Linked DNA regions of Mus musculus: region 2 is linked to region 1. The links are chromatin loops, found by intact Hi-C in ENCODE. Cell type or tissue: gastrocnemius. All regions are shown on one strand. Each heading gives the region's core, and the rest is flanking DNA. Links, peaks and the distances in the headings are about the cores only.

What was found. Hi-C counts contacts between places; a loop is a spot of excess contacts. Peaks named below come from ENCODE experiments on the same cell type or tissue, not always from the same donor. Only the 100,000 strongest peaks of a DNase experiment are listed, where the experiment ranks them.
Region 2: it touches region 1 in a loop (2.0-fold over the local background); 2 of 42 quality-filtered maps call a loop at or near these places.

Annotation. Positions count from the first base shown.
Region 1 is chr1:131,353,944-131,369,153 of GRCm38, reverse strand. Srgap2 (SLIT-ROBO Rho GTPase activating protein 2) reads left to right here. Exons shown (of 23, transcript NM_001081011.2): 5 at 5,090-5,152; 6 at 12,249-12,464; 7 at 13,515-13,643. Gm51644 (a long non-coding RNA gene) reads right to left here. Exons shown (of 4, transcript XR_003947997.1): 2 at 11,637-11,754; 3 at 10,584-10,667. Among named protein-coding and RNA genes, the nearest start is that of Ikbke, 82 kb to the right of the region's middle. In gastrocnemius, for the core only: a CTCF peak has its summit at 6,879 (motif pointing left); no DNase peak of the experiment used is centred there; H3K27ac peaks cover 1,203 bases.
Region 2 is chr1:131,283,076-131,298,285 of GRCm38, reverse strand. It overlaps Srgap2 (SLIT-ROBO Rho GTPase activating protein 2), which reads left to right. Exons shown (of 23, transcript NM_001081011.2): 21 at 1,820-1,966; 22 at 5,441-5,765; 23 at 8,546-13,035. The coding sequence ends at 8,929. All of the region lies in intron 1 of Gm51644 (a long non-coding RNA gene), which reads right to left. Among named protein-coding and RNA genes, the nearest start is that of Ikbke, 11 kb to the right of the region's middle. In gastrocnemius, for the core only: a CTCF peak has its summit at 7,469 (motif pointing left); DNase peaks (open chromatin) are centred at 4,498, 7,458 and 9,155.

The sequences.
Region 1 (15,210 bases), core at 2,792-10,791:
TGGAAATGTAAATGAGGAAAATACCTAATTTTTAAAAAAAAAAAAAAGGAATGGTAAATCTAAAATAGGCGAGACATCCCTGAAGCTTTCATTTTGCTAGCATCTGGGTCCTGACAGAGAACTTGTGCCTTGTCTTTTACTCTTCTCTGAAGCCAGTCTGCTTAGCTCTAATATGGACCCACAGGTAGAAATAAGGTTGAGCCACAAAGAAAGTGACCACAATTCCAACTGAAGTGTCTCAATAAGGCAAAACAAGAGAAATTTTATTCTTGATTAAGCACACAAGTCCAAGAAGTGTTGTTGGTTTTTATTCTAAAGCAAGTGGTGACTGTCTTTTCCTGTGGGATGGGATTCTACCTTAGTCCTTCATGATTGGCTAGTTTTTATAAGAATCCGCACAAAGGAAATACAAAGGGGCCAAGAATGCTGCAACAGGGCCTTTGTATAAATAAAAGCTTTACTGAGTTGGAGACGAAAGCATTTACATAAAGGTTTTATAAGGTGGGGAGAATCAAAAGTTTTGAATTCTTCCTTATAGACAAAATGTGTTTGACAGAAATAACTAATATTTAATGTTGTTCTTACAATAAAGAGACAGGCAAAGCATCACGTAGAACCATAGAATGGTAGAAATTGGTGTCATAGTAAGCTTCAGCTGTCAACTTAACACAAATTGACAACACAGACCTAAAGAATCAGCTGGGAAAAAGGAGCTCAGAGGTTGTCCTTAGAGTGTCTGTGAGACATTTTAAAGTTGCTAATTGATGTAATGGGGTTAGCCCGCTGTGGGCATTGCCATAGGCAGGTAGGCCGGATTGTGTAAGAAATGCAGCTGAAAGTGAGCATGGGAGCTAGCCAGGAAGTGGTATTCCTCAGTGATCTCTCTTCAGTCCCTGCCTTGAGCTTCCGCTCCGGCTTTCCTCATTGATGGACATTGGCTGGGCTATGTAAGCCAAACAAACCCTTTTCCCCCAAGTTGCTTTTGACCAGTGTTTTGTCCGTAGCATTAGAGAAACCAACACAGACATTAAGAAAAGGTCTTTTAAAAAAAATAGTATTTTAGGCTAGCATATAAAGTGATGAGTTCCACCCCAGCATCTTCATACACGTGCATCATTACATTTTGTCCTCTTGTTCCCTCCTATGTTTCTCCTTCCAGCTGTTTCCTTTTCTTCCCCCAGTTAACACCACCTTCTGCTTTCTGATGACGAGTATCCCATTACTCTATTTCCCAGCTTGCTTAAAATCTCTTCCTCCCCTTTCATAATGCCCTGTCTAGTTAGTTTGTTTCTTTCTTTCTTTCTTTCTTTCTTTCTTTCTTTCTTTCTTTCTTTCTTTCTTTCTTTCTTTCTTTCTTTCTTTCTTCCTTCCTTCCTTCCTTCCTTCCTTCCTTCCTTCCTTCCTCCTCCCCCCCCCCTCTCTTTTTGTTTGTTTGTTTTTCAAGACAGGGTTTCTCTGTGTAGACCAGGCTGGCCTCGAACTCAGAAATCTGCCTGCCTCTGCTTCCCAAGTGCTGGGATCAAAGGCATGTGCCACCAACGCCCGGCTCCTGTCCAGTTTCATAACCTACACATGCAATTTTAAATCTGGATTCTCTATGAGAGAACAAATGTGGTATTTGCTTTTCTGAGTCTGACTTATTTCACTTCACATAGTTTTCAGTTACTGCCATTTTTTTTCTTATTTTCTTTCAAAACTCATTTCATTTTTTTTTTGACTACATAAACTTTTTTGTGTACATGTACCACATTTCATTTCTCTATTCATTTGTTGATGAACATCTAGAATGGTTTCATTTCCTGGCAATTATGAATAATGCAGCAATAATCATGTATGTACATATATCCCTGGTATGTTTACCCAGAGTCCTTTAGTATACTCCCAAGATTGGTATAGCTGGGCCTTATAGCTCCATTGTAGCTTTTAAAACTCAGCTTTGTTGTTACTGTTTTCTTATGACACCATTCTGACTGGGGTATGATGAAATCTAAAAGCAATTTAATTTGCATTTTTCTGATAGCTAAGGATGTTGAACATTTTTCAAATATTTACTGGCTGTTGTATTTTATAAAAAAGAGAAGGGCTAAGGATATGTTTGATAGAATGAGATATGGTGAGGTGGAGGGGTGCCTCTGTGGGTCCATACTGAGGCATCCCTTTCCCCTGAGGGACCAGCCATATGATGGATATAGTATGGAATAAAGTTTATTTAGGACATGAGAAGGGGAATTGACAAGGAAGTAGAGACAGAGAAAGGCAGAGAGAGAAAGAGAGGGAGGGAGAGGAAGAGGGAGTTGGGAGGCCATCCAGGAACAAATGGAGAGAGGGAGAAGAGGCACAGAGTAAGAGAGTAAGAAGATAAGAGGATAAGAGAGGAGGGTACAAGCAGCCCCCTTTATAGTGAGTCAGGCATACCTGGCTATTGCCAGGTAACTGTGAACATGGCCTAGAGGGAATGCTAATACTAGCCACTTGTATTTCTTTAGGAACTATCTATCTGTTCAGTTCAGTAGCCCATTTATTGACTAGATGATTTGGGCATTGAGGTGTTTAAGTTTTGAAGGTATTTGTAGATTCTAGATAATCAGATAGTTAACCAGATAGTTACTTGGAAAAGTCCTTTCTTCTGTTCTATGCCTCTCTTCATTCTGGTAGTTGTTTTCTTTGCTATACAAAGTCTTTTTAATTTGATGTTATCCACTTTCCCAGTTTTTAAGTTTATTTTCTGTGCTATTAGAGTTCTTTTCAGTCCTTGCTATTGCATATATCTTGGGATATCTTCCCTGGATTTTCCTCTAGATATTTCAAAGTTCCAGGTCTTACAATATGACAGAAAGACTTTCATTTTACAGAAAAGAAATTAAGCCTGGAGAAATTGGCCAGAACAGCCAGATTACAGCAAACACTATGATTTGAATATGAAATGTCCTTCATAGGCCCATGTGTTTGAGCACTTGGCCCCAGATGGTGGCTCTATTTGGGAAGGTTATGAAACCTTTAGGAGGTGGAAACTTCCTGGAAGAAGGGGGTTCATGGGGGACAGGACTTCAGCCTGCTTATTGTCTGCTTTGTGATCTGCCCACTTCCTTCTTCCTGCCACCATTCCTTCCCCAACAAGATGGAAAGCACCTTCTTGAACTGAAACCTCAGTAACCTCAATTGCTTCTTGAAAGGTCTTTTGTCAACACAACAATGAACGTAATAAAGACACAGCAAGTGATAGGAAAGCTGAGACTAGCAGCAACTGTTTTAGTTGCTAATTTGTGGTCCTTCCACCCCATTTTTAAAATTACCAAATACAAAACAAGTAAGTATTCAAGATAGAAGTCACACCTATGTTATATCCTTATATCCTGGGTAAGTATTCATGATAGAAGTCACACCTATGTTATTCCCATAATGAATACACTAATAGAAAAAAATTAGCCAAAGAACTTAATTATAAAGTGGCAAAATAGTTTTTAAAATGCTCAGGCTCAGGCTGGCAAGATAAGTCACTTACTAACAATCCCGACACCCTGACTTTGATGCCCAGAAACTTTATGTTGGAAAACTCAGGCAAGTTTTCTCTGCCCTCAGTGTGCCCTGTGGGTGGTATACATGTTCTCTCCTCTCTCTCTCTCTCTCTCTCTCTCTCTCTCTCTCTCTCTCTCCCTCCCTCCCTCCCTCCCTCCCTCCCTCCCTCCCTCCCTCTCTGTCTCTGTCTTTCTTTCACACACACACACACAGAGAGAGAGAGAGAGAGAGAGAGAGAGAGAGAAGAGGGTATGAATGAAAGGACTCTTCCCTTGCTTCAGAAATGAGCTGTGGTATGTTAGGGGCTGGAGATGCAGCTCAGTGGTAGAGTGCTTGCCTGGTACCCACCAGATCCCAAGTTTAATTCCTAGTATGGAAAAGTAAAAAGAGTGTGCTCAGCTGTTGTAGGTATCTGAATTTTTGGTTCTGAAAACAATAACCAATTGTTTTTATTCTCTGCATTTTTGGCTATTAACATTTGGTATAGAAAATACATTTCTTTCCTACTTCCTCATTCTTCTAGTTGTACTATTTTTTTATAAGTCTTTTTTAAAGATTATTTACTATATGTTAAGTACACTGCAGCTGTCTTCAGACACTTTTTTTTCTTCTCACTCTGGCCCCATTGCCTTGCTGTAGCTCTCTTCAGATATCCCAGAAGAGGGTATCAGATCTCATTACGGATGGTTGTAAGCCATCATGTGGTTGCTGGGATTTGAACTCACAACCTTCAGAAGAGCAGTCGGGGCTCTTAACCGCTGAGCCATCTCTCCAGCCCTATTTCTACTATTTCATGGTCAGATGCAACCTAGGGTAGGCAGCAATAAAGGATCAGATAGCTACTGCTGCTCAGAATTAGTCTTTTGGAAACTCCTTAATATTATCAGAATCAGGTAGCAGTAACTGCTGTTGCAAGACATTTTTATTGAAGAGCCACTGCCTTAGATAGCTGGGGAAGAAGTGAAACAAGTGAGAATTGGGGGACCTGAAGGTCTTAACATCTGCGCCAGAAAAAGCAAATGCACTCAGTTTTAGGTGCTTTCCCTTCTGTGGAGAAGGAATGCGCAGCCCAAGCCTGCGGACACTAGCCTGCTGAGGTCAGTGTGCTGTCAGTACAGTACCTTCCTGCTTGGAGTTTTCTGCTGAGTTTAGGGTCTCTGAAGTCCTTGAATGTTTATATTCTTTTACTGTCTAATCATGTTGGACACCTTATTTTCCTTAGGAATCCAATGGAGTTTTGCCTCCAAATATCTGAGAAAGCATGGTCTATCTAACCACAGTTTCTGGGTAGGATGTTGCTCTCAAGCCTGCTTTTGAGAGCAATTTGAAAAATCAAGGGCTGTAACCTATTTTCCCTCTACATGATTGTCTCTACTGGACTATAGAAAAGGCCCATTTCATTTCATTAAAACTCTGAGTAAACTGACATAATTGGTTATCTGATTTGCTAGGTTAAATACTGGGCTATAATTGAATTTGTGTCATTTGTAGAGCCTATGCTGCTCTTGTCTTTGCTGCCACCTCCTATCTCCTTCTGGTTTTCAATTAACCTTCCTTCCTCTTTTCTTTACAGAGTAAAGAAGTTGGCCAGCAACTCCAAGATGATTTGATGAAAGTCCTGAACGAGCTTTACTCGGTAAATCAGATGGGCTGCCTGGCTCTTTTATCATAGAGAGAAGCAGCATTTGGCTGTTTGCAGCCATACTCACGTCAGCAACAGAACTCAACTGAGGCTGAGGACAGTGCCTATTCCCCATTGGGGGTGACCCACCCACTTTTTTTCCACGCTAATTTTTTTTTTCAAAACCAAATAAGCTAAAAAATATTTTTCCAGTTGTGCAATTTTATTCTGGCTTCATCTGGGGCACCATTGAAAGAGACCAGCCAAGGTCTAGGTTACCAGAACAGCTGGGGTACAATTACCAGCAAGCCAGGGACCCCAAACTTGATGACAAGGAATGTAGCCTACATCACACTTCTGCATATTGGAAAGCGTTTAGGTCTTAAACTATGCATCAGAACTTAGATTAATTGTGGTTTGAGATTAGAGCAGATGCTGTAAATGGAAGCACAGATTCCTAAAGTCTTCAATGTGCAGCATCATTTCAGGCGAAGAGAACATGGCAAACACAACAGAGAGGTAAGCTTCGGCCTTGGAGAAAAGAAGGCAGTCTGCTTTGAACTCTTCAGACTGTGGTTTGTAGCAGTGTGCCTCAGGAGCCCTGGTGTTTGTTTTCTCTCAGCCATGTTTTGTTAATTACATTGAGAACACACACCAAGGAAGTTCCTTCTGCCAAAGGAGGAATACTTCAGTTGTAAACTTGTAGCTTTTCCAACCCTTTCCAAAGTTTGGATGTGCCAGCACTATGTGTCATTTTCTAGGGTGCCCTAACCTATTTGAAGGTGAAAATGATCTTCTGTATTTACTTCTTCCTCCCTCCCTCTACTCCTCCTTCCCTCTCTTCCTCCCTCCTTCCCTCCCTACCTCCCTCCCTCCCTGCCTTCCTCTTATCTCTCCATGCTTTACCCCCTTCCTTCACAGGATGGGAGGATAGTGGTGATGTGCTCCACAAGCGTCTGAGATCAGAATTCCAAATTCTTGATCCAGAAGTTTAGGTGTGGCCAGTATGTCATGGTAACTGTTGGTAAATAGACTTGAGTGGTCATCTAATTTGTCTCCAGTGATGCTCCAGTTGTTTTGAATTTCTACTCACTGACTCTTAATCTCTGAAGCCAAGTAATAGGTGGTACTCTTTGTCCCCTAAGTTTTTATTTCTCTCAAATGAAGTTAAGACTTTTTAAAAATAGAAGCATGGTATTGTGAACCATTTTCAGAGTGGATGAGTTTCCTGAACCTTATCTTTTCATTGCTTAACTTCTCTTTATTTTTAGACCATCTTCTAGGTACCAAGAAGAGCTGAGTCTTGCCTCTGTAGATCTCTCTAACATAACAATGGCACATGCTATTCTAGGACTCCTGTTTTCCCAGTAAATAAGCATCTTGAGTCTTTGCTATTTGCTGTTTACCAGAAGTCGAGCAACATCCTCAAACCAACTCAGACCCAGCATACTGCTTTTGCAGTGAGGTAGCAGAGGAAGAAGAGTCTAAAGAACTGTTAGCTTTGCCTTACTTCATAAGTGTTGATTTAGAAAGCAAATGGCAATATGTAAGCTGTGGTGGAATGAGGATGAAAACCATGGAGCTTGCTGCTTTTTCTGATGAAAGACAAGATGGAAGATTCTCCCCACCCACCCCAGCCCTGTGCCTACCATCCCCTATGTATTATTTTTAGTATTTATTTTGAGTGTGCATAAGGGATCATTCTTAGAAGTTTGTTCTCTCCTGCCACCTTGTGGGATCTGGGGATCAAACTCAGGTCATTAGGCCTCTCTACTCAGCCATCTCCCAGCCCTGAGACCTCTATGCTTAGTCTTCAGACCAGTATTGGCGATGGCTTCTGTGGCCACCATGAGCCCATAGTTAATAGAGAGCATAAAGCCTAGCATCCACATGCAGAATCAGTGCGTGTGCTGCTCCCTGCTTTGAGGTGAATTATTATACTTAAGATTCATCAAGTCCCAAATAAGGCTTAGCTATTTACATCTAAATGGAAAAAGAAAAACAGAAGACACCAGGAACTTCCAGAGAGGACAGAACAGACTCTGGTACACTGAGCCTTATACATGGTGGCCTCCCCCATTCCTACAAAGTAGAATGTGTGTCAGTGTCTGCTGATGTTTTTAGTTGTCGTGACTGGAGGATCCTACAATGTACAGAACAATTTGCCGCAATAGTTATCAAGCTCCAAAAGCACGGGTGTGCTGAGCCTAGACTGCTAAATTAGACACCTGAGAATCTGTCCTGCTCTGACTACTAGATGCATGCACTTGGAAGTCATGCACTGCAAGTCAGCATGATGATAAAAGTTGGTGGGAAGTTTGTTGTTTTCCACCCAGCAATTCCCCAGAAGCAGCAGCAAGTGACATGCTCTGATACCTGTATGCCATATGGCTGACAATGATTGAGGAATTCATATTTTCAAAATATGAGACTATATAAATTTGAAGGACCAAATAAATTTGAAGATTCTGTATAGATTATTAGGAAAGTTACAGACTAGAATTAAAAGTTGTTGTTTATGTAGGGTGAGAATATCTTAGGACTGGTCTGAGATTTGGGTGACTATATATCCTTTTTGCTGATTAGCCTAGTGCTCATGAAGAGAGAGAGAGCCACATTTTATTCAATACTTGAGAAGCAGAGGCAGGTTGAGTTCAAAGTCAGTCTGTTCTACATCGTGAGTTCCAGGCCAGCCAGTGTGACACAGTGAAACCTTCTCTTAAACATCGTGAGTTCCAGGCCAGCCAGTGTGACACAGTGAAACCTTCTCTTAAACATCGTGAGTTCCAGGCCAGCCAGGGTGACACAGTGAAACCTTCTCTTAAACATCGTGAGTTCCAGACCAGCCAGGGTGACACAGTGAAACCTTCTCTTAAACATCGTGAGTTCCAGGCCAGCCAGGGTGACACAGTGAAACCTTCTCTTAAACAGTTTCCTAGGACATATTTTTAGTGCTGAATTGGTAGTCTTGAGGAGAGCAGGATGTTAGTCACCCTACATGAGATAGTGGCTTCCTCAAGCAGGAACTTGATACTACCATGTGCTGCTAGCTTTGGAAAGCTATTTGCCATATATATACTCTTTGGGCATTAGGAAGAAATACGGAGAGTTTCTTCTAAAGAGCATTTCCCTATTTGCTCTATTTAAGAAAACAGGAAAGAACTGCTTTCACTGATCCTGTCAGCAGTAGAAATCATATGTGGCCAGGCATTGGTGGTGCACACCTTTAATCTCAGCAATTGAGAGGCAGAGCCAGGCAGATTTCTGAGTTTGAGGCCAGCCTGGTCTACAGAGTGATTTCCAGGACAGCCAGGGCTACACAGAGAAACCCTGTCTCAAGGGGGAGGGGGGGAAAGAAAGAAAGAAAGAAAGAAAGAAAGAAAGAAAGAAAGAAAGAAAGAAAGAAAGAAAGGAAGGAAGGAAGGAAGGAAGGAAGGAAGGAAGGAAGGAAGGAAGGAGAGAAGAGAAGAGAAGAAAAGAAAGAAAGAAATCATGTGTGATTTGTGGGTCATTGAAAGAAGAGATGAAGACCACTGTATTTTTCAGTGGTCTTCTTGCAGTTGCCCCTAACACCCATGAATACTTCTTTTGAGGGAACCAATTACTCAAGGGTTGATCATCTAAGTACTTTTAAACTTTGATGAGCCAAGAGGCAGAGCCCAGGTAGCTCTAAATAAAGATGCCTTTGAACAAGAGATCCAGAACCCCATGATAAGTAGCCAGCTATTCCTCTGCACCTTCTTCTTCTGCCTGAAGGGGCTTTGATTTCCCTGAGTTAGCATTATGTGCCAGGGGGAGTTTCCCACAGCTGTTCTCCCAGAGAGCAATCCCAGAGATTCTTGCACATATGTATGCTGGTCCATTATCCCCCTCTCCATCACAATGAGCTGGCTAGCTTGTAAGCCATAGTAAAGTGGTTTTCATTTTCTTTCTCATGTTGTAGGAATGCCTTTGAAGTCAGAGTGCAGTACTTCCTAAAGAACTCTTGGATTGATTGTCTGCCTCAATTGTACAGAGAGGCAGTGTCTGGAAAACCCAGGAAGCCCCTACAGGAAAGAGTATATATGGAGACAGGGAAGCCACATGGATTGGCCATGAAGAGTCAAAGAAACAGTAACATGAGAGAGGGCGGGGAGAGAGATAGTGAGACACTCTGGGGCTATCTTTACTCCAGAGGTTTTATGCTTCTGTATTATCTCTGAAGATGTCTTCTTGACTTGGTGCAGCAGCTGGTTGCAGGGCTGTTTCAAATTGAAATTCAGCACCTGTTCCCTTGAATCAGTGTCAGCTAATAGTCCCCTGATACTGTTTGTCTATTTGACCCTGGCATTAGGCACTAGCCATATAAAGACAAATAAGAGTTAGTGCTAAACTCAGGACATTTGGTTTTAATATGGAGTGGGGGTGCAGCAAAATGAGGCAGCAGATGAAAATAAGGTGCAAACTCTTTTACAAGTCTGTGGTAGAAGGGCATGTTCTTGAAGAGGTACAAGAATGGAATCTTAATTGCCAGTTGCCAGGAAGTCTTGGGTTTTTCACCTATCTTCTCCCCAACTCCCTTCATTGAGTTCTTACTCAAAGATATTGCTATATCTTTCCCATTCTCCATCTCTCTTGGGCTCTTACTGATAAACTGTTTTCAGTCTTTTTTTTTTTTCCTATATATACTGTTTCCACTGAGTTACCTATTTGGGTCTTACAAATTTTAGAAAACATTGGAAACCTCCTCAAATGTCTGAAAATCATTCTATGTAAATATACATACATATATACATACATACATACATACATACATACATACATACATACATGTGGTTTTGAGGCAGGGTTTCTCTGTATAACCCTGGCTATCCTAGATTCTCTCTATAGAACAGGCTGGCTTCAAACTCAGAGATCCACCTGCCTCTGTCTCCTGAGTTCTGGGATTAAAGGTGTCCACCACCACCCCTGACTGCTTACTCATATTTTGGAAGTGAAGCATATACAACATTTCCTAACTATGAAAATTTTAATTTCTTTTCATGAGAGGCTTCCTTGTATTCTTTAAGGGCAAGTTGCTGTTTTACTACATTTGAGTGCTTTGATCTCCCATGTTTATTTGCCATGTTTCCTCTTTAGCCTGTACTTCATAAAATAAAAATTCACTGTTTTATAATGCTTTACTCTAATGCTTGAATTCCTTTGTCTCATTCAAGTGAAAAAAGAGAAAAAGATCCCCTTGTCTGCCCTTCTTCAGGCAGCAGGGCAGGTGCCTTTCTAACTTCTTAACCTGGACAAGTAATGATCTGGTCAGGTGTCCTAGAAAAGCTTTGTTAATACCATTGATTGTTGGTATACAGGGTACGTGGAAGGTGAAGCTTCCAGGAAATGATGCCAGGTTCACTGTGAGGTGAATATTTAAATTTTTCTCAATCTAAAATGTGACATAATTGAGGCTGTACTGTACCTCTGTATTCCTCTTCCAACTCCAGGTGAACCTCCACGTACCCACAAGGTACCAGGTTTTCCCAGCCTGAGCACCACTGAAATTCTAAAACAGACATGTTTTTGTTATGGACTCTCCATGTCTCTCTGTCTCTACCTACTAGCAACTTCTAAGTTCTAGACATTGCCAATTGTTATCTGGAGTCTAAAACAGCCCCTAAATGAGATGCTGCTCTCATTTGATCAGTTTCATTTCTAAATGAGATCAGCGTCTTTCTTAGGATTTCCTTGCCTGTCCTTTATCTTTCCTCCCAGGTAGTCCAGCTTCAGTCCTATTTAGAGGATAGTCACGGTCCATTAGTGGATAAGATGTAGACTTTGGAGTTAGATAGATCTAAGTTTGAATTCTGACTCTGCCATCTACTAGTTGTAAGACTTTCAGTGCCGAGGTAATGTTGTTGAGCCCTACTTCCTTATCTTTAGAAGTAGAAACGCTCGCATGTCTTTCATGGAGTTGTTCTGCAGATTGAGTCTGCATATATAGAACTGACACACAGTGCACTGAATGAATGCTAGAGATTGTTCGTCATATTGAGTCAGTACTTTTCTCTGTTGTCAGCCACTCACAACTCCTAGGCTTTCTGCTCCTCCTCTTCAAAGAAACCTCATGACATCAAAATTTCAGCACTTGTGAATTTCCAATTGCTTGATTTGTTATGAAGTATTTTAATCCCACATAGAATCTGAAAGCTGCCTATGTGGAAACAGGAACTTCCTGCAGAGTAGAGTTGGCCCCTGTTTAGCTGGATGTAATGTATTTCAGAGGACTAGAAATGAGCTGAGACTCTATCTTCCTGGCCTTCTTGCTAAGAAAAAGTGTTCAATTCCTAGACAGTAGCTCTTTTGAAAAAGTATGTTCCTTCCCCACCACCCCCACCCCCACTTCCCCACCCCCACCCATAGCCCTGGCTATCCTCGGGTCACTTTGTAGATCAGGCTGGCTTTGAACTCATTGAGATCTTCTTGCACTACTTCCAGACTGCAGGAATTAAAGGCATGCACCACCACGCCTTACCCTGGGTCTCTCCTTTTATGTTTCTTCCTGCTTGTGACCAATTCCAGTTACACTTGATATGAATTGTCTTCTTTCCCAGCCTCTTATCTGAGTTGAGCAGGTCTACAGACTTCATTGTCTAGGGTATAGAATTGTTACATGAATGAAATTAACAAGTGTATGTGGGAGGGGGGGACTTGGCACAAAGCCAAAAATATATTAAGTACTCAGTAAATTGTAGGTGGCATTGATATTTCTGTGAGAAACATTGGGTATCTAATGGAGATAAAGCAGACCCTTAGGGTCTAAGAGAGGTGTTCTTATTTCTTGTCTACTTAGTACCATGAAGTGACTAAGCAATAGAAATCACTGGTTCAGTGTAAGAGTCATGCTTACAGATAATAATGAATAAAAGGTTTTGAAAAGTGATGAAATTAATATGGAATCATTTCAATAAACTGTCCTACACTTAGGTGTAGACCTGAATATACATGTGCTGAACCAGACATTACTGGATTTTCCCTTAGAAAGATGTGAATATTACTTCATGTAGGAGAGGCCCTGCTGAGTTTTGTTAGTCTGTAACATGAAGTTGAATCCATTGGCTTAACCTCTAGGGGAAATATCTTACAGGTCATGAAGACATATCACATGTACAATGCCGACAGCATCAGTGCTCAGAGCAAACTGAAGGAAGCAGAGAAACAAGAAGAGAAGCAAATTGGCAAATCAGTAAAGCAAGAGGACCGGCAGACCCCTCGCTCCCCTGACTCCACAGCCAATGTCCGCATTGAGGAGAAGCATGTCCGGAGGAGCTCAGTGAAGAAGATTGAGAAGATGAAGGAGAAGGTATAAGTGCTCTGGCAACTGTAGAGACAGAAAGGGATGCTTGGAAGGCAAGATTGATAATAATAGGTGCTGTGAAGAGCTGAATAAAGCAGTTCCTTTCGTTCCTAATAACCAAAGAATCCTTCTGTGTCTTGCCAGGAATCCTGGCTATTGGAAAAACCTAACCATGTGAACTCTCAGATTTTCCCTTCCTTCCTTTCTTTCTTCCTTTCTTTCTTTCTTTCTTTCTTTCCTTCTTTCTTTCTTTCTTTCTTTCTTTCTTTCTTTCTCTCTAAGAGATCTGTTTATTTATTTCATGTATCTGAGTACACTATCGCTGTCTTCAGACACACCAGAAGAGGTCATTGGATCCCTATTACAGACTGGGAATACTCAGGACCTCTGGAAGAGCAGTCAGTGCTCTTAACCACTGAGCCATCTCTGCAGTCCAAACTCAGATTTTAATGTCAAGTTTATTGACAGGAATCTGTAGTCACTTTTCTCATTCCATTTTCCAAATCAAGTGAAATGCCCTATTGACTTGAGAAATAGGGCAGACTTTAGACCTTGTATTTTGGCTTCCAATACCAGGGTCTGGGGTAGAGTTTAGAGGCACCTCTTCAAGGCCAACAACAGGGTGGAGAATAGTGTGTGAAGACAGGATTGTTGTAGCATGCACATCTGAACCCTTCCATCAGAGTTAGGATCCACTTGAAAGCAGGGACACACAGGGGATGGCAGCAAAGGGAGCCCTTGATGTTCTGGCCTTCATCTCTCCCAGAACAGCCTTCTCTTTAAACCAAAATCATAACAGTAACAGTGACAGGTCATCAAGATGGCTCATCAGGTAGGGTTGCCACTTAGCCTGGCAACCTGAGTCCAAACCCAGGAGCCCACATTGTAGAAGGAAGAGATGACTCCTGCAAGTTACCTTCCAACATCCACAGAGACATAAAGGCATGTGTGCATACGAACATACACACTGCTTCACATGTATATGTCAAAAAATAAGTATATGTTTTTAATTTTTTAATTAAAAAAACTAAACATTAACTTGCATTTTCTTTTTAGCGACAAGCCAAGTACACAGAAAATAAGCTGAAGGCCATTAAAGCCCGGAATGAGTATTTATTGGCTTTGGAGGCAACCAATGCATCTGTCTTCAAGTACTATATCCATGACCTGTCTGATATTATTGATGTAAGTACCTAAAGCTGGGGTGGAAGGCTGAGACCACCTCTTGCCTAGTTTCAGAAACATGGTCACGTGTTCCTCATTTCTGCATTCAGGCATTTTGGCCATTTTGAGAATAATGTGAAGATAGCAGCCATGATCCATTGTAAAGGTGGTGTACCTTATACACCTTATATCATTCGCTCCTCACAGCACTCCATGAGAACAAAGCAATACCGTCTATTGCTGTTGACTAATAAATCAGAGTTTAGTGATTTACCCAGAGTTAGTAAAAGGCTGAAAAAAATTTATACCAAATTCTGATTCCTAAACCCATGTTCATGACTTTTGTGTTCTGTTTGTCAAGAAATGGTCTCTTACATTGAAGCTTGTAGAAAGAAGCAATGACAAGAAGAGTTAGAATGCCTTCCTTACGTTTATTAATCAGTTCATGTTTCTTGGGATCTCCTCATTCATTGTCACATCACCCCTGTAGATACACAATGCTGTCTTAATTTGTGACCCAGGGAATTAAGAGACATACTTACCTAAGGTTTGGGTTTGCAGTGTGCTGCAAACTAGGATCTTGACTAGAAGGTATACAACTGCTACTCCTATCTGCCCTGTTCTCTTTTGCGATGTGGCACAAAAAATGAGAGAGAGGAGGGGGTTAGTATGCATGTGTGCTTTGTAGGCAGCAGGCACAGCCATTTGTCTTTGACTTTATGGGTTAGTTTTTGCTTTGATCTCTTACAGCTTCTCCTCAATTCCTGTCCTAACATCTCTCACATACAGACTGCAATCTGACCCAATACCCTTCCTCATGTCTTCTTCCAGTCACCAGAGTGGCTCTGGAGCCAGCTGATTGAGCATCAGCAGTCCAGTCTCCAGGGCATCAGCAATATCCTTTCAGAGACCTGTTGTTTGCCTCAGGTTCTTGGCAATGGCTGCTGAGCTGTAAGACTCTAGCCAAACTGCACATGATTTTCTATCACGGATTCTTCACAAGCACACCTGCTCTGCTTTACATCATGTAGGGATCTGGGCTCAGATTCACTATTATGTTAGTAGTTAGCATATCTTGGGCTTGCTACTGAATTATTCTGAAACTTTGCTTTATTTCCTGCCCCTCTGCTCCTAGTAAAATAAAGACCTGGACTGTTTAAATCTGGCCTACATCAGGGAACTTTTCTAAAATACAGACTTTCAGCCAGGGAGTTCTGATGAGTAGGTTTTGGCCTCCTAAGGCCTTCGATGTCATCGTCTCAGCTGGTAAATGGAGCCCTGGTCTCTGTTCAGACTCCTCTTTGTTCTCTCTGCTTGTTGATGCCAATCTGAACACTGTCCTTCAGTGAGGTCAAAACCCTAAACCAGTCCCTTCATTCTTCTTCACTGTTAGCAGAGGCCCATTCTGAACACAGGGAAGTCACTTTCTATGCTCACTTTCTGCTGTTTATCTTACATTTGGTAAAAACAAGTAAGATAAAAAAATTAGACCAGACAGGTATTACACCCCTTTTACTAGCCTGTCCTCTTCCTTTTGCCTCTAGAGAATATTTGTACCAACTTCAATAAATTGCTTAATTTAGGAGAA
Region 2 (15,210 bases), core at 3,925-11,924, 72 kb after region 1:
CTGTGGAAGGGACACTTAATTCCCAAAGGGGTTCTAAGACTTAATGTTCCATGGAGAACACCCCGCCTCTGCAACTCAGTGGAGAATTGTTTTGATCTCCCACTTTCTCTTCTCCCTTTAAATTGCCACTTGATCCATTTGTTTTAGAAGCGTGCCAGGTTTATATACATTTATATGTATGCTGAATGAGTGACAGCATGGACTTTTTCATTTGACCATGCATTATTTGCTTTCTCGGAAGGTTAGGCTGAGAAAACATTTGCTTCTCTGTCTTAGTTAGGGTTACTATTTCTGTAATGAAACACTAAGACCAATGCAAGTTGGACAGGAAAGGGTTAAGTTGGCTTGTGACCTCCATCACTGAAGGAAGTCAAGGCAGGAGCCTGGAGGCAGGAGCTGATACAGACACCGCCAGGGATTGCTGAGTACCTGCTCTCTTATAGAACCCAGGACCACCAGCACGGGGATGGCGCCACCCACAGTGGGCTGGGCCCTCCCCCGTCAGTCAGTAATTAAGAAAATGTCATAGAGGTGGATCTTTTGGAAGCATTGCCTCAGTTGTGGTTCCATCCTTCCAGATAACTCTAGTGTCTGTCAAGTTGACTTAAGACAGGCCAGCAAGCCTTTCTCTGTAACTTAGGCTGCTTGAGCTCACTCTGTCTAACTCCCAGCAGTCCTCCTGCCTTAGCCTCCCAGTGCTAAGATTATAGGCATGCGCCATCAGACTTGGCTTACCCCAGCCTGCTGAGCCACTGATAGGACTTTGCCACCTGCAGGTGAAGACTGACAGGCGGCTTTTTAGGAGAAAGATTTTTAGAAAGAAAGGGAAGCCTTGTAAAAGAAGCAAAGTAGGACAAGTAGGAAAAGGATGTCGAAGAACAAGGGAAACCAGAGTTGGCTCTAGAGGTTTTGCTGGGTAGCCTGTCTGTTGGTTCGCACCCTTTGAAGGAATGTATCCTAGGCAGAAAGTAGCAACCTTGTGGCCTGCACACACCTGCCCCCCTTCGCCCTGCCTCAGCCCCACACCTCCCTAAGATACAGCATTGTCACTGTTTTAGTCCTCCCCTTACTATTATCTTTTTAAAGGTTGATATCCTGAGTCTGCACCTTCCCAGCCTCTCTCGGGCTTGTTCTGCGGGGAAACCCTCCCTGTGTTGATAACATCGCAAACCTGGTGGCGGTCTGTGCACGGACAGGACTCTCCCAAATTTAGCATTATGACTTCACCATGGGATCCAGAGAAGATGAGCTGTGGGAGAAAAGGGGCTTTCTTTTTCATCAGTAGCCAGAGGGGCCAGGAGAGCAATGGAGAGACCTGAGACCATCTTGAATGCTCAGAGCGAGGCTACATATGCTACGACAGTGTGGCCATGTGTCCACACCATGCCTCATCGCTGGCATCTCCCTCCAGAGCCACTTCAGAGCTGCCTGTCATTACCAGCAGCACTCAGAACTTCAGCAGATAAACTGCAACCTGAACCTCACCTCCTTCTCCAGGAGGTGGTCCCATCGTGGCCACCCCACAAAAGCAGCATGGGCCCAAAGGCAGATGCTTTGAATCCAGGTGTCCCCTAGCCAAGCTTTTCTGAGGAGCTGAGAATCAAATAGAACTCAGCGAACTATTTATTTATTTAAGTGACCCTTCAAAGGCCCTCAGGTTCCCTTGCCTCTGCTCACAGAGCTAGCCCCAGACAGGGGTCGCTGCTGCCTCTGCGCTGTGTGGGGTTATGTGTATGTCCAGGGGGGCCATCTTGCTGATTTAACACTGCTTTTTGTGTTGTTTTCCCTTCTCCCTGCCTGCCTGTCCCTTCTACCCCAGCGAGGACGGTGTCGTGGAGAGGTCCAGCCCCAAGTCTGAGATTGAGGTCATGTCTGAGCCACCTGAAGAAAAGGTGACAGCCAGAACGGGGGCCAGCTGTCCCAGTGGGGGTCATGTAGCTGATATTTATCTTGCAAACATCAACAAGTAAGCGCTGCTTTTCATTTTCTGCTCCCCTCAATGACTCACTCAGCCTCACCCCTAGCCTAACCCTTCCCCGCTCTGCTGGAAGCAGGGCTCCAGCTCCCCAGCCTAACAGTCTTCATGTGTTGTTTGCTGCTGCAAGGCGTGTGGCCAGGCTGAGGAGAGGAGGCCGGTGTGGGTCTGAGGGCAGGCCCCAGCCTCCGACTGTCTGTTGTCATCCTGTGGTACTCTGTGTGTTCCACAGTGTCTGTCTGCCCAGACTTCCTAGCAGTCTTAGCCAAACCTTCATCAAAGCTTTGGTCACCTTTGCAACTTGGTTTTGTGCTGTTTCTTCTATTTCTTATCAGTGCCTTCACTTTTCCAACTCTTATTCAAACCGTATTTGATATCTTCTTTGACCCTTGTCTGTCTGCAGATTCAGAGTCTCATATGTCTCTCACCAAGCTAATGTCCCACCATGTGGGCTTGTTTAGATGGCACGTGTCTGTTTCTCCCCATCCTGCATTCATAGCCATGGAAAAGAGAAGAGCACTGAGCCAAGGGAAGCTTTGTCCTGAACTCCTAAATCATCCTGTGATTTCCCTTCGCTCCCTTTCACACTAGCAGAAATCACTTTTCATCTTCTCCTGTTGCTTTAGCACTGTGTATTATACTTCCCTGGCAGTCCCTCTGCAGAGTCCCCCCCACCCCCTGTCCGGCAGGCTTACACTCACCCCAGCTTTCATTGTGGCCATTAGCAGTATTCTGAGGTTCTAACTCCATCCACACCTGCTGGCTATCTAGAGGGATTCCTCGTTCGCCTGCCCATGAGCTGCCGCCTTCCCAAGAGGCACTCAGGCTATTGGAGAACTAATCTCATCTCAAGGGGCCAGACACCAAGTCCTACAGACCTCTTTCCGCCAGACCCTGAACTGTGGCCCAGTGCCAGGAGGATGACAAGCCCCGGGGCACTCGTGGTGACCGTGGATTGGAGATGACGCACAGTTTGTATTCCTCCTGACTTTGGAGGGGTGAAATGATTTGCACTTTGATACCCTGTTAACCATAGCCTCTGGACACTGAGACTGGAAGGAGAATAAAAGATGCTTATTGTTGTTAAACTGCATGAGGTTGCCAGATCTCTTGGCTTTTTTCCAACCAGACAATAGAGGGGTTGGGGGACATGGTTCTTTCCTATCTCTTTCCCCTCAAGTTCATCTCGTTTATTCAGCTCACTTACTAGAATAGTCATAATTTAATTCAAACCACTAAGCAAGTTGAGAATTTTATACTTCCCTCCATCTACTAGGAGGGCAAGTTAATAAAAAGTAGCTGCCAGCTAATCACATTTTTTTCAATATTTACAAGTCTGTGTTAATTATGCGTCTACAATCACAAGGTCATAAGCCTATTGAGCCAGAAACCAAGACTGGATGTTGAAGGGAAAGTTAGGTGTTTATTTACACACATTTATTTTTGTTTTTATGGTGTTGAGGGACAGAACTGAACAAGTCACATATTCAGATGGAGAACCCCACTGCCAAGCTACAGCTTCATCCCTGGGTATTAAGTTTTAAGTCAGCATATATTTGATGCCACTTATTACAAAGGAATGATAGAGAACAAAGGCTGAAAATAGTCAAAAGATAAACAACTGCTAGAACGTTGAGATGGCTCCCTTGAACTGCTTGCTTGGTGGTATCAAGATTCTTCTGATGAATTTCCTGGGGCAGACTATAACCAACCCATGTCAACCTTTCCTAGGCACCAGCCAATCAGTGCGTGAGTGACAGACAGCCCCCATATGCCTGGCCCTTAGGAGCGAGTATGCCGTTCTGTCTTCCTGACTATCTCCACAACAGTCCTCCCATGCAACTTCAATTTCCTGATTGTCTAAAGAACTCTCTCCTCCTGGACCCTCTCATTTGGTTAACTCCTCCTCACCCTCCAAGACTCACTCTAAGCATTACTTATTTGGGGAAGCCTTCCTGACACCCTAAGTTCCTTGAGGCTGAAAAAAAAAGTGCTCTCATCCTGCGTTCTAGAATGGCTTGAGTTGTTGGTGCTCAGTGCTATCCATGCCTGGTTCCTCCTTCAGGCTGAACTTGTAACCAGCATCTCTGTCTTCATGGCCCAAATAGAGCCTGGGATGACACACTGCCACAGCCTCCTAAATCTGCCCTCTCAGCAGTTCTGATTTGTGAGTCAGCCATCCTTGAATGGGAAAAGGAAATCAGCAGAGTTCTTAGGGTGTGGCATTTCACTTTAATTCCACATCCTATATTAACCATCTGCGTTGTGCCAAGCACCGATGCTAGTGATTCAGAGCTCACAGACTGGCAAGGCAAAAGACCATATGGAAGGCAACTGAAACACAGTCCCATGTAATCACTGAGGGGATATGGGAGGGGAAAACCTCTCCAGTCTGTAGTTGGAGGCACTAGTGTCTGGAAAACTTGACAGAGGAGGGCTTATTTCAGCAGAGCCCTCCTAGACTAAAAAGCATCCTTTTTCTTGTTGAAAATGGCTGCCTTCCAAGGCTAGTCCTACCTAGCCATACATGCTTAGAGTGGCTGCTGGGCACACCCTGCTGGACCCAGAAAGATAAAGCAGATCTCAGCTGTAAGCAGCATAAGAACTTACTTCAGATTTGGCCCCCAGTCTTCAGAGTCCTACCCTTACCATCCAGAGACCCCACCCAGCTCAGCTCATCTTCCTCAGTAGATACAAGATCAGAGCTACCCAGCTGCTATCTGAACTAGCAGCTAGATGGCATCTTAGATGAGGTCCTTTAAAATCTGGTTTGAAAAATGAAATTATTCAGCATCGGACAATACCCATATGACTAGGATCCTACCACACCATATCGTTTGAGAGCCTTTTGTGGTATGAAATAAATTGGCCCAGTGCTGGGTGACATAGGAGTTGCATAAATGTCCTTTCCACCCTAGGAGCAGGCACACAGTGAGCCCTCTGTCTGTGCCAAAAAGCAGTTCCTTGAAAAATCTTTTCCATGTCTATGAATACGAAACAGCCTCTTACTAGAGCCCAAATGATGACAGGCTCATTATACATAGTTGAGCAAACTGGAAACGTTAACTCCTGTTACCAGCAGTTCTCCCCTCCTTGGTGATGATGAGACTTTCTTACCTGGGGCCTTGGGCTGCTGTTCAGGCAGGCAGTGGAGTGGGTCTTTTCATGACTCTTTTCTCCCACTAGAAACTTTCTCTTAAACAGGCATTTTTTTCTGACAGCATCTTACATGTTTAGAACTCAAAGCTCACAGCCACCAAGTAAGTATGCATTTCACTCCGCCCAGGTTGGGGGTTGGAAGGGAACCGATCCAGAGAGAAAACAAGAGAAAGAAAAGCTGGAGAGTTAGTGTAATCTATTTGACTCTCTTTAAAAGTCCCAGGTGCCAGCCTCTACCCCCTGTCACAATCCTAGCTCCCTTGGAGCCAGGGCTCCCTGATCAGATGCCATTTTTGTTTGTTGAAGGCAAAGGAAGCGTCCAGAATCTGGGAGCATCAGAAAAGCATTTCGGAGTGACAGCCATGGGCTGGGCAGTTCTCTGACTGACTCCTCCTCCCTGGGGGTGGGGGCTAGCTGCCGTCCATCCTCCCAGCCCATCATGAGCCAGAATCTCCCCAAGGAAGGGCCAGATAAGTGTTCCATCAGCGGCCATGGCAGCCTCAACTCTATCAGCCGCCACTCATCCTTGAAGAACCGGATGGACAGTCCGCAGATCCGGAAGACCGCTACGGCAGGAAGGTCAAAAAGTTTCAATAACCATCGGCCCATGGACCCTGAAGTCATTGCACAGGTAACAGGGCTCTGAACAGTTACGTGATAAGCTTACACTGGTTACTTCCCCTCAGCAGCCCCGGAGAACCCACAGAACTTAAAGCAGACCAATGCTCTGTACATTCTATAGAGAGTACTGCAAGTATCATACAGTGAACCTGCCAGAACAGCTTAATGAGCAATCTGCCTAGTCCTATCTCTCCAGCAAGAACCTGGAAGTAGAATTAGTCGTACTAAGGTAAAGTCTGGGGTGATAGCTCAGTGGATAAGAATACTTGCTATGGAAGCAAGATGAACTGAATTCAAATTCACAGCACTCACATAAAAGCCTAGCATGGCCATATATGCCTGTAACCTCAGTGCTGGGGATTAGGAGCAGGCAGCCAGACCAGCCAAAAAGCAGCAAGCTTCAAATTCAGTGAGAGACTCTGTCTCAAATAAGATAAGGTAGAGAGTAATAGAGGAGGGTACCTGACATCTTCCTCTGGCCTCTGTCCATAGGACACATTGAATAGGTAGGTAAGTAGGTAGATAGTAGACAGATGATAAAAACCCAATAGTAGGCTTTAGTGAAGCTGAGACAAATATAGTCTGTCGCGTTTATATATTTCTCTACCCATCCCCATCACCCCACTTCCTGAAGCTGATCTAGGTGCTTGTGGGTAGATAATTAGTCCACATCTGATTCTATCATAAAGACCCCAAAGTATCCATGTTGCTTGAAGCTCAGGTACTAGAAGGGCCTCCAGCCCAGGGCTCCTGGTAACAGTGCAGGTGAGCTCCCGATTGCAGGACTTTCCTTCTCATCTACACTACACTGCTGACTCTGTGTTTTCCGTGAAATATTAGAAGCCCAACCCGACATCTAAACATCCAGCTACTGGGGCCACTCCAAGCAGTTCTCTCAGACGTCTCTCCCAGCTATATAATTTTCACTAGAACAGGTAGGAACTAAGGGCTTGGTTTTGTCCTTTTCCTCACCTCATCTTCTGGGGTGACAGGGAAGGGCAGTGGAGGCTCTGTATGGTCTCTGTTGGCTGCATTGCTGCTCAGCTTAAGGAGGTGTACCTGGTGAGGCCAGAGTTAAGCCCTGGGCCTGTGATGTCTTGCTTTGCTAGCCTTCTATCCTGTTTAAGCTCCTGACAGCAGTCTGCCTTGCACCATGGGAATCCTCCTTGATCTTCTTTTGGCCAGTCATTAATCAAAGTGTTAGAAACCGCAAACATACTAGCTGCATTAACAGGACGGGGCCAGGAGATAAGAATTCTTCCAGAGCATTCTAAAAGATTTGGGAAGTCTAGTGTATAGCTCAGTGATGCAAGCTCAGAATGCTTGCCTGGCATGCATAGGCTCCTGGGTTCCATCCCTAAGGTTGCAGGAAGGAAAAAAAGGGGGGCTAATTAATGCCACCGTGATTAGTGAAAATGAGTCCCTGTCATTCGTAGCAACATAGATCATGCCATAGGACCAAAAGCCCTGAGTGGGAAATCTGAGGCTGACTTGGAACTTAAAATGTTTGAAAGTATTCTTGATCCCAAAGAGGAGTCCTGTGGTGGCAATATTAAACACGAGTGTGCAGCAGGGTATGGAGGCTGGGTGCTTACACACAGTGGTTCTCTGGTTCTGCCTTGAGCCCCTGGGCTAGGACTGCTTTTTTCCTAAAAGCTGCAGTGTCCTCTGATTTGTAGATGCTAACTTACCTGTGTGGGCTTTGGCTCCCCCTTCTGGCCACTCTTTGGGTTCTCTTTCATGGTGCTGGGTAGAAGGAACCAGTTTCAAGGAGTTTGGAAATTGAAGCATTGTTCTAACCAGTCTTCAAGGACTTGGCTCTTGAACGGCCCTTAGCTCATGTGGAGGATGGAAGGAATAACCCCCTTAACCATTGGCCTTGAAGTCAAGAAAATAGAGATCATACTTGATCTCCACCACTTTGTAAAATGTGTTCACTATGTACACTTTCAAACAGACACAGACATAGAGAGAATTATATAATGAATCCCCGTGTACTCATGACCTTCCCTTTCTCCATCTAACTGTGTGTAATTTCATCCAGAAATGTCTCAGCACCTGTCACAGAAAACAAGGACTTGAGTTGAAAAGACTCAGCTACTCTTTCCTTGTTAATATTTTCTCTCCGTTGTTAAACTTAGTACATCTATGCAATGTGTTTGATCATGTCTTCCACTGCTCCCTGCCCCCAGCTCCTCCCAGAGCCTCCCACTTGGCTTCCAGCCCAATCTCCTGTTGTTGTTGTTGTTGTTGTTGTTGTTGTTGTTGTTGTTGTTAACAACCCACCCCCAGTCCAATACATACTGGGCTAAGGTTTCCCATATGTATTGGAAGTCTAATATTCCCATATATGCATAGGTCTAGGGCTACCTTCTGGGGTATGATCTAGCTACCAGGAGCCCCAATTCCCAAAACTGAGTGACTCTTCCTCAGCAACTGTCAACTGCCAGTAGCTCCTCTGATGGGGGTGGGGCCTAAGGGGCCCCACCCCAGTTTCTGCTGGCATTTTGGCTGGCTTGATATTGTACAGGTGACCCCAACGGGTATAAGTTGATGTGTACAACAGCCTTGTCATATCCAAAAGTCACCAGTTACTCTTTCTAAATTCCTGACGATGACAATCTCTGTCCCCTTTTTCCACGATCTGGACACTCATATGTCCCAGGACTTTGGCCAATGAAATAAGGCATTTTATTGCTGGTTTCATGGCTTAGCCTATTTGAGTGAAATTGGATCCTTGGGTATATCTGTCTTGGTTTGTCTTACTTTTTCCTTTTTCCTGTTTTGCAGGATATTGAAGCAACAATGAACTCTGCCCTGAATGAGCTTCAAGAGCTAGAGCGGCAGAGCAGTGCTAAGCACACACCTGATGTGGTTCTGGACACCTTGGAACCACTCAAGACCTCCCCGGTGGTAGCCCCCACATCTGAGCCCTCCAGCCCTCTGCACACCCAGCTCCTCAAGGACCCTGAGCCTGCCTTCCAGCGCAGCGCTAGTACTGCTGGGGACATTGCCTGCGCCTTCCGGCCTGTAAAGTCTGTCAAGATGGCTGCTCCAGTCAAACCACCAGCCACACGGCCCAAGCCAACTGTCTTCCCCAAAACAAACGCCACTAGCCCTGGTGTCAATTCATCTGCTTCCCCACAGGCCACTGACAAGTCTTGTACTGTCTAAGGGGTATAACATAATTATTCTAGACAAGGAGACTGGCCGTTTCTAAAATCTTCCTATTTAAGTAGCTTGGGGACTCAGTTGAAAATTAGGTTCTAAGTTGTTCTTACAGGAATTAGCCTTCCCATTACCCAGACCTCGAGAATGAAGCCCTTGTTACTGCTTTCCCCGTTCTGGTCCTTCCTCCACTCTTTGCTTCCCTCTGTTGTTGGAATCCAGCCAGCTCCAGTACATACTGTTCTTAGGTTAGCCAGTGACAGGTTGTCCATGATCGGGTTGCTGCGATATCTGCCAAGGCAAGACATAGGGACATAAGCCTACGTCTGTCCCTTCAGACCATAGAGGACACCTTGACCAGATGTTTGGCTGCAGCTCTCAGTGACATCTTGTTTTTCAGTACTGATTTAAAAAATCATATATAGCCCAGTTTTCATTTTATATAAATATATATATATATATTTGTGTGTATGTGCATGCACATGCACACCCATATACAACACAGGTTTTTCTAGCCTCTCCTGGTCATAGACCACTCTTTGTTGTGGTGGCAGTTCACACAGAAGCCACCTGGAGTCTCTGTTCTCATCACAAACTTTGTTCTGTTTGGAACAGAGAAACCTGGCCTTTGAGATCTCTGTCATAAACATTTAGCAGAATGGGACAGTCCTGTGACCTGCCGTGCGGGTGGGATTCTGTCTTCTTCCTCTTGCTGTGAGGGAGCCACCGGTTGTTTGCATTTGCTCTGCTCCATGCTGTAGAAGTGCATCCTAGTCTTATCTCGGAGCTTTGGAAGTTTTTCTGAACATAGAGACTTTTCTTCCGTTCCTGTCTTTGTCTCTGACACACCATTTTCCATGTAAGATGTTTTCCAATATAAGACAGTTCTATAGCTAGCTCCTTTTAGAGTAAAAAGTCTTAAAGTTTTATTGTGTTTATGGCAGATTTAAAAAGGGTAGGAAATGAGTCCTTCTTTCTCCCACTATTTTTGGCATCTGATACTTTTAAAATTTGCCATTCCATTAAAAAAAATTAAGTTGCTCTCTGCTAATCCAAAAATTGGGCCCAGATTAAAACTATTTCAAGTTCACCTCTTGGCTTAGTTTTGTTATAAAGCTCTCGGGATGAACAGGGGCTTGAAAATCCCTCGATAAATTCTAGAAGTGCTGCCTCTTGAAACTGTTTTTTGTTTATCCAAACAAGGGTGACTAAGGGAACTTTGACCTCCACCAACTCAAAACTGTTTTCCCAAAACCAGAATCTTAAAAAAGGGAAAAACTGAATGTGTCACATTGGGTCCTGCCTTTGACCTTTTTCTACCGTTAGATGCTCTCCCAACCTACAAGCCTGGTGCTTGAAACACTGGCTCTTTTACATCGTGCTTCCCCAGGAGCACCAGAGCTAGGAAATCACACCATGGGATCATGTGTTTCAACAGCTCCCTGCCGCTCAGGCTCATTCTCTGTTTCCTGGCTTGAATGCTATGCTTTTATTTTAACTGTATTGTTTTCTATAGTTCAAGAGAGATGGGTTTGTCATTTGGGTTGGAATCTCTGAGTGTTCTTAGCTTTGGGCTAGAAATGATCCTTTTGGACCAACTTGTGAAGCTGGCAGTTGAATCTGTAGAAAGTGGTGGATGCCTCTCTCTGAGTGAAGGGAATGGGGAGCTTGAAGGAGTCACTAACGAGAAGAGTAACTTGCAGCACCAGGAAGACTGCCCCCTGAGCTAGAGCAGAGAGAGCTTGAGTGGTGTGAGTCTGACTGCATGGGGCACCCCTTGGTCCTTTGGATGTCTGATCCTTGCTGTGCTTTTTACTGACCTGGGCTTGTACTGCTCCTGAGCCAATAGGGGCTTCCAGACCCAAGGATCCGTTTCCTTGATGACTAAGAAGCCCCACCCTTCCCTTTTTACATTCCTCCTAACCTAAGTGAGCAGAGTTTCCACCCTGCCCTACATCCTCTCTCCAGGCACTACCCTCTAAGAAGGTAAAAGCAAAGGTTCTTGAAGACCATGCTTTGGGCCTGTACTTTCCTTCTTGCCTTCTCTCTTAATCCTGTACATTATTTGTGTTTTTTCATCCCTTTGGTCCGATGTCCATCTGCTGATTTGCATAATGAACTGGACAGTGTACAAGTGGTTCCCTACTAACCCCAGCTCTGGGAGCCTAGCTGTCTTCCTTATCTCTGGTGCTTCTGACGCCTGTGAGACGGTCCTGTTAGAAGGAGTAGGAACCAGAAGGAGGAGAGTCCTCCGCAGCAGAGCTCACTTCAACTGGAATTGAGGTTGCACACTGTGATTTCACAACCAAAAGCCAAAAGGAGCCGGCCACCCCAGGCCTTAGGCAACCAGCCTTCCTCAAATAGGCTTGCCTGAAACCAGCATGATGTTTCCAAGAGCCCTGCTCTGCCCCTCGTGGCATGGATCCTTTCCCTGGTGTGGACTTAAGTCTCTGGGGAAGAAAAGTGGGTGGGGCTACCAGCATCCCAGTTTGGAAAGTAGAGGAGTTTGCCACCAGCAGCTTAGAAACTGGAAATGCTGGTCTCTGCCAGCCTCCTCAGGCCACCCTCATTTATCCCCAAGGAGATGAGAAATCCTTCCAGTACCAGGATGAACAGACCACTGGAAGGGCTGGTGTGCATGGACTTCAGTTCAGAAGAGAACTTAGATCTTCCAGGGAACTGCAGTGTTGTGGCGTCTGATTTGTATGTCACATTTGTGTAAAATGGTATGTTCTTTAAAATGGTGTTGATAACTGGAATATTGTATGTATGCTTGAAGATGCTTTGTGCGAACCTAAGACTCACTCAGCCAATGCTGGATTGGGAAAAATCCAAAGCACAACTTCAAAATAAAATACATTTTTAGGTTTTGCCGCTGTACGTCACCTCCCTTCCCCTCTCCCTGAAAGCAGTGAAGTAACAAAGTCTGAGCCTTGCAACAGTAGGAACTAGGTGACTTTGAGTGCCACCTCCTTTCCCCTCTACAGCATTACTCCCATTTAGCCCATGTGTGGAGCCTCAGAGAGTTTGAAGGAAGTCTCCAGCATACTATTCACCAGTCCGTGGTTGTAAGAACTTCCCTCAACAGAACCCACCTTTTGTTTTCAATGCGGACGGCTTTCATTTCCAGCTTTATGATCAGCGTTCCCCACTTGAAAGCCTAGCCAGGCCATGGTGATGCATGCCTGTAATCCCAGTATGGAGACATGTGGATCTATGCGAGATGGAGGCCAGCCTGATCTACAGAGTGAGTGCCAGGACATCTGGGGCTACACAGAGAAGCCAGCCCTGTCTTGGGGGAGGGGGGGAAGAAAGAAAAGAAAAGAAAAAGAAAGAAAGAAAGGAAGGAAGAAAGGAAGAAAGAAAGACAGACAGACCTATGAAACTGGTTGGAAACTTACCAACTATAACTAAGGGTTGCCAGACAGCTCTGTAGTTTAAGTTTGCCTGCATGCATGTCTGCATAGTAAATGTATGCAGTGACATGGAGGTCAGAAGTAGGCATCAGGTCCTCTGGAACTGAACAGACACAGCAGACAGTTTTGAGCCACCATGTAGGGCTGGAAACTGAACTCTGGTCATCTGCAAGAACAATCAGTGCTCTGAACTGCTGAGCCATCTCTCCAGTCTGCCAATGGAATGGCTATTGTCTTTCACAGCTAGATCCCCAAGTCTGCCTTTGGCTATCCCTGTATATGGAAAAAGGTCTGACTGACAGGTCTGTCTTGCTGCCGGTGGAGGTGGAGAGTACAGGGAGACTTCCACTCGCTTAGAGATAGATGCCTTGTGTTTTAATAGAAAATGAACATGATGGTGGAGTTCATAAAAAGTAACAGCTGGTTTCTCTACCACATATCCTGCCAAGAGATGTTCCAGAAGCCCAAAGCAATGGAGCCAGCCAGTCATGGACTGAAACCTCCAAACTTGTCCCCTGGAGGCTTCCAGATAAGGAAAAACTGAGTCTGCAGTGTGTGTGTGTGTAAATGTACATATACATTGTCAGATTCATAGAGATTACTTGCCTCTGCCTCCTGAGTGCTGAAATTAAAAGCATGCACCACCATGCCCTTCACAATTATTTTTTTCTAAGATGTTGCTGAATTCTTAAAACAGCACCTTTGTCCTTGTCCTGTCTACTTGATGAATTTATGGACAGACCAGCTTAGCACTCTTTCCTATCCTGCACACAGATTCTGCCTTGTATGGGGCTATTTGACTCCTTACACCATGAGTTGCTTTCCTGTCCCAGGTAAGAGCAAGTGTGCACACATGCCTGTGCACACACATATTTAACATTTGAGAAATTCAGAAAGTGTGTGTGATCATGTTCATCCTGCCCCAGTTCTTCCCAGACTCGTCCCCTCTTCCTAATCTTCCCTACCTAACCTTGCCCACCCCCATCAAGGATGGTTGGTGCTGCCCCATGTTCTTGGCTGTGTGGCCTTCCACTGGAGCATGGTCTGCTTGTCAGGGACTGCACTCTTAGAACTGACCCTCTCTTTCCCAGATGCTAGCAATAACCTCTCACTCCTCTGCTAGGGGTGGGACGTAATGTCCAACTCCCTCTGCGTGCTGAGATCTGGTCTGGTTTGTGTTTGTGCAGGTCTTGTGCAATGCATACATTTCTAATAAACAGATGCCAGATTTAAAAAAGCAGCAAAATGCCGTGAGAGATAACAAATTAGAATGAATTCCACAAAACCTGGAGTCAACATTGATTTTTAGAGCACTTATTATAATAGGAGACATCCCTAAGGATAAGTCAAACAAGCCTGACATGTTTATTAGCATTATCTGTGTTCAGTGGTGACCCAGGGAATTCTACTCCAGCTGGGGCATGGACACCTTCCTCTTAGATTTGTCATTTCTGTCTCTTATGTATCTGGTATTCAGCTCCTTGCCTTACCAGTCTGTCTCATCTCCCTTTGTTAATGATGCTCTTGCAGCATTGTTGCCCTGGGCTGAGTCAAAATTGAGGCTGTTCTGCCACCCTGTGATGCATGTGGGCTCTCACACCCACCTCCCATTCCAGCAGCAGTATATGAAGGGGGGGATCCCTGAAGCCGATGAGGTGCTGGGATGGAGCCAGCTCTTGGGCTATAGACAAAGCACCAAAGAGGCTTAGAGAATCCTACAGACAAGAGTCATGCTTCTGGGGTCCCTCTTCATATGTATTCTATTGGAACTTAGATGGGAGCAGGTGGCAGTGAACAGTCAATACACAAACCCATTTCAACTGGATGGGAACCAAAACAGGAGACCAGGTTAGTATGGACTGTCTCATTTAAATGTTCAGAGAGCCCATTGTTCTAGGACATTAGGTAAGAAATAATTTCACAGTTTACTCACAGCCCTCCTGCTTCAGCCTCTTGGGTGCTGGAATTTCTAAGCATGAGCCAGCACAGCTGGCAGGAAGTTTCCTTTGACTCGGATGCTAACCCTGATATTACATATGGCAAGGAATCATTTAGTCAAGCCACCGACTTCATCTATTCAAGCATTGTATTGAGCAGGAAAGACAGACTGTAGAGCTTGTTTCCACACACAGCAAAGTAAGTGAATGTAAAAATGAAACAAGATACTGGGTTTGACGAGAAACCATCATGGAGCTGGGTGTGATAACATGTGCCAGTAGTCCCAGATATTCATTAGCTGAGGCAAGAGGATCACAGCTTGAGGCCAGCTTTAGCAATTACTCCATTTTTTAAAAAGAGGGAGGAGGCCATTTTGTGAAATCAAGCACAGAAAATTTTAATTTCTGCTTAGGGAAGCTCTGCTAATTTAGATGACCAAATGACACTCACATGGGAATAGCAGACAGTAGATGTGTGAGTCTGGAGTTTGGGGGCATGAAATGGATACCTGAAATCCACTAAGATATACTCAAATGGAGATTCCTGAAATGGTGTGTCGATGGGAAAGGAGACTCTCATAAAGGAGGGACCAGCAGAAAAAGATGTCGAGAACCCAGCACCTAGGTGTCAGAAGAGCATGTCTTTAGGATTTAGCAGCAGAGTGCCTGGTAGGTAGGGGCCGGGGTAAGCCACAGAGATGACACCATGCATCTTACGCAGGGCCATCTCAGAGCAGGGACGTGAAAGAGGGACAGGCAGACAGCCAGAGAGAGGTTTGTGCTAAGGGGAACCTAGGGTGATGATGGAAGAAGCTGCTGCAGCTGGGTCGCTGAAAGCAGGCTGGGGGAGAGCCTGATTTCTAATACACATGCCACAGAGTCCAGGAAAAGGAAGTATTTGACAAAAGTGAGGATCAACTGTTGAATGTGCCAA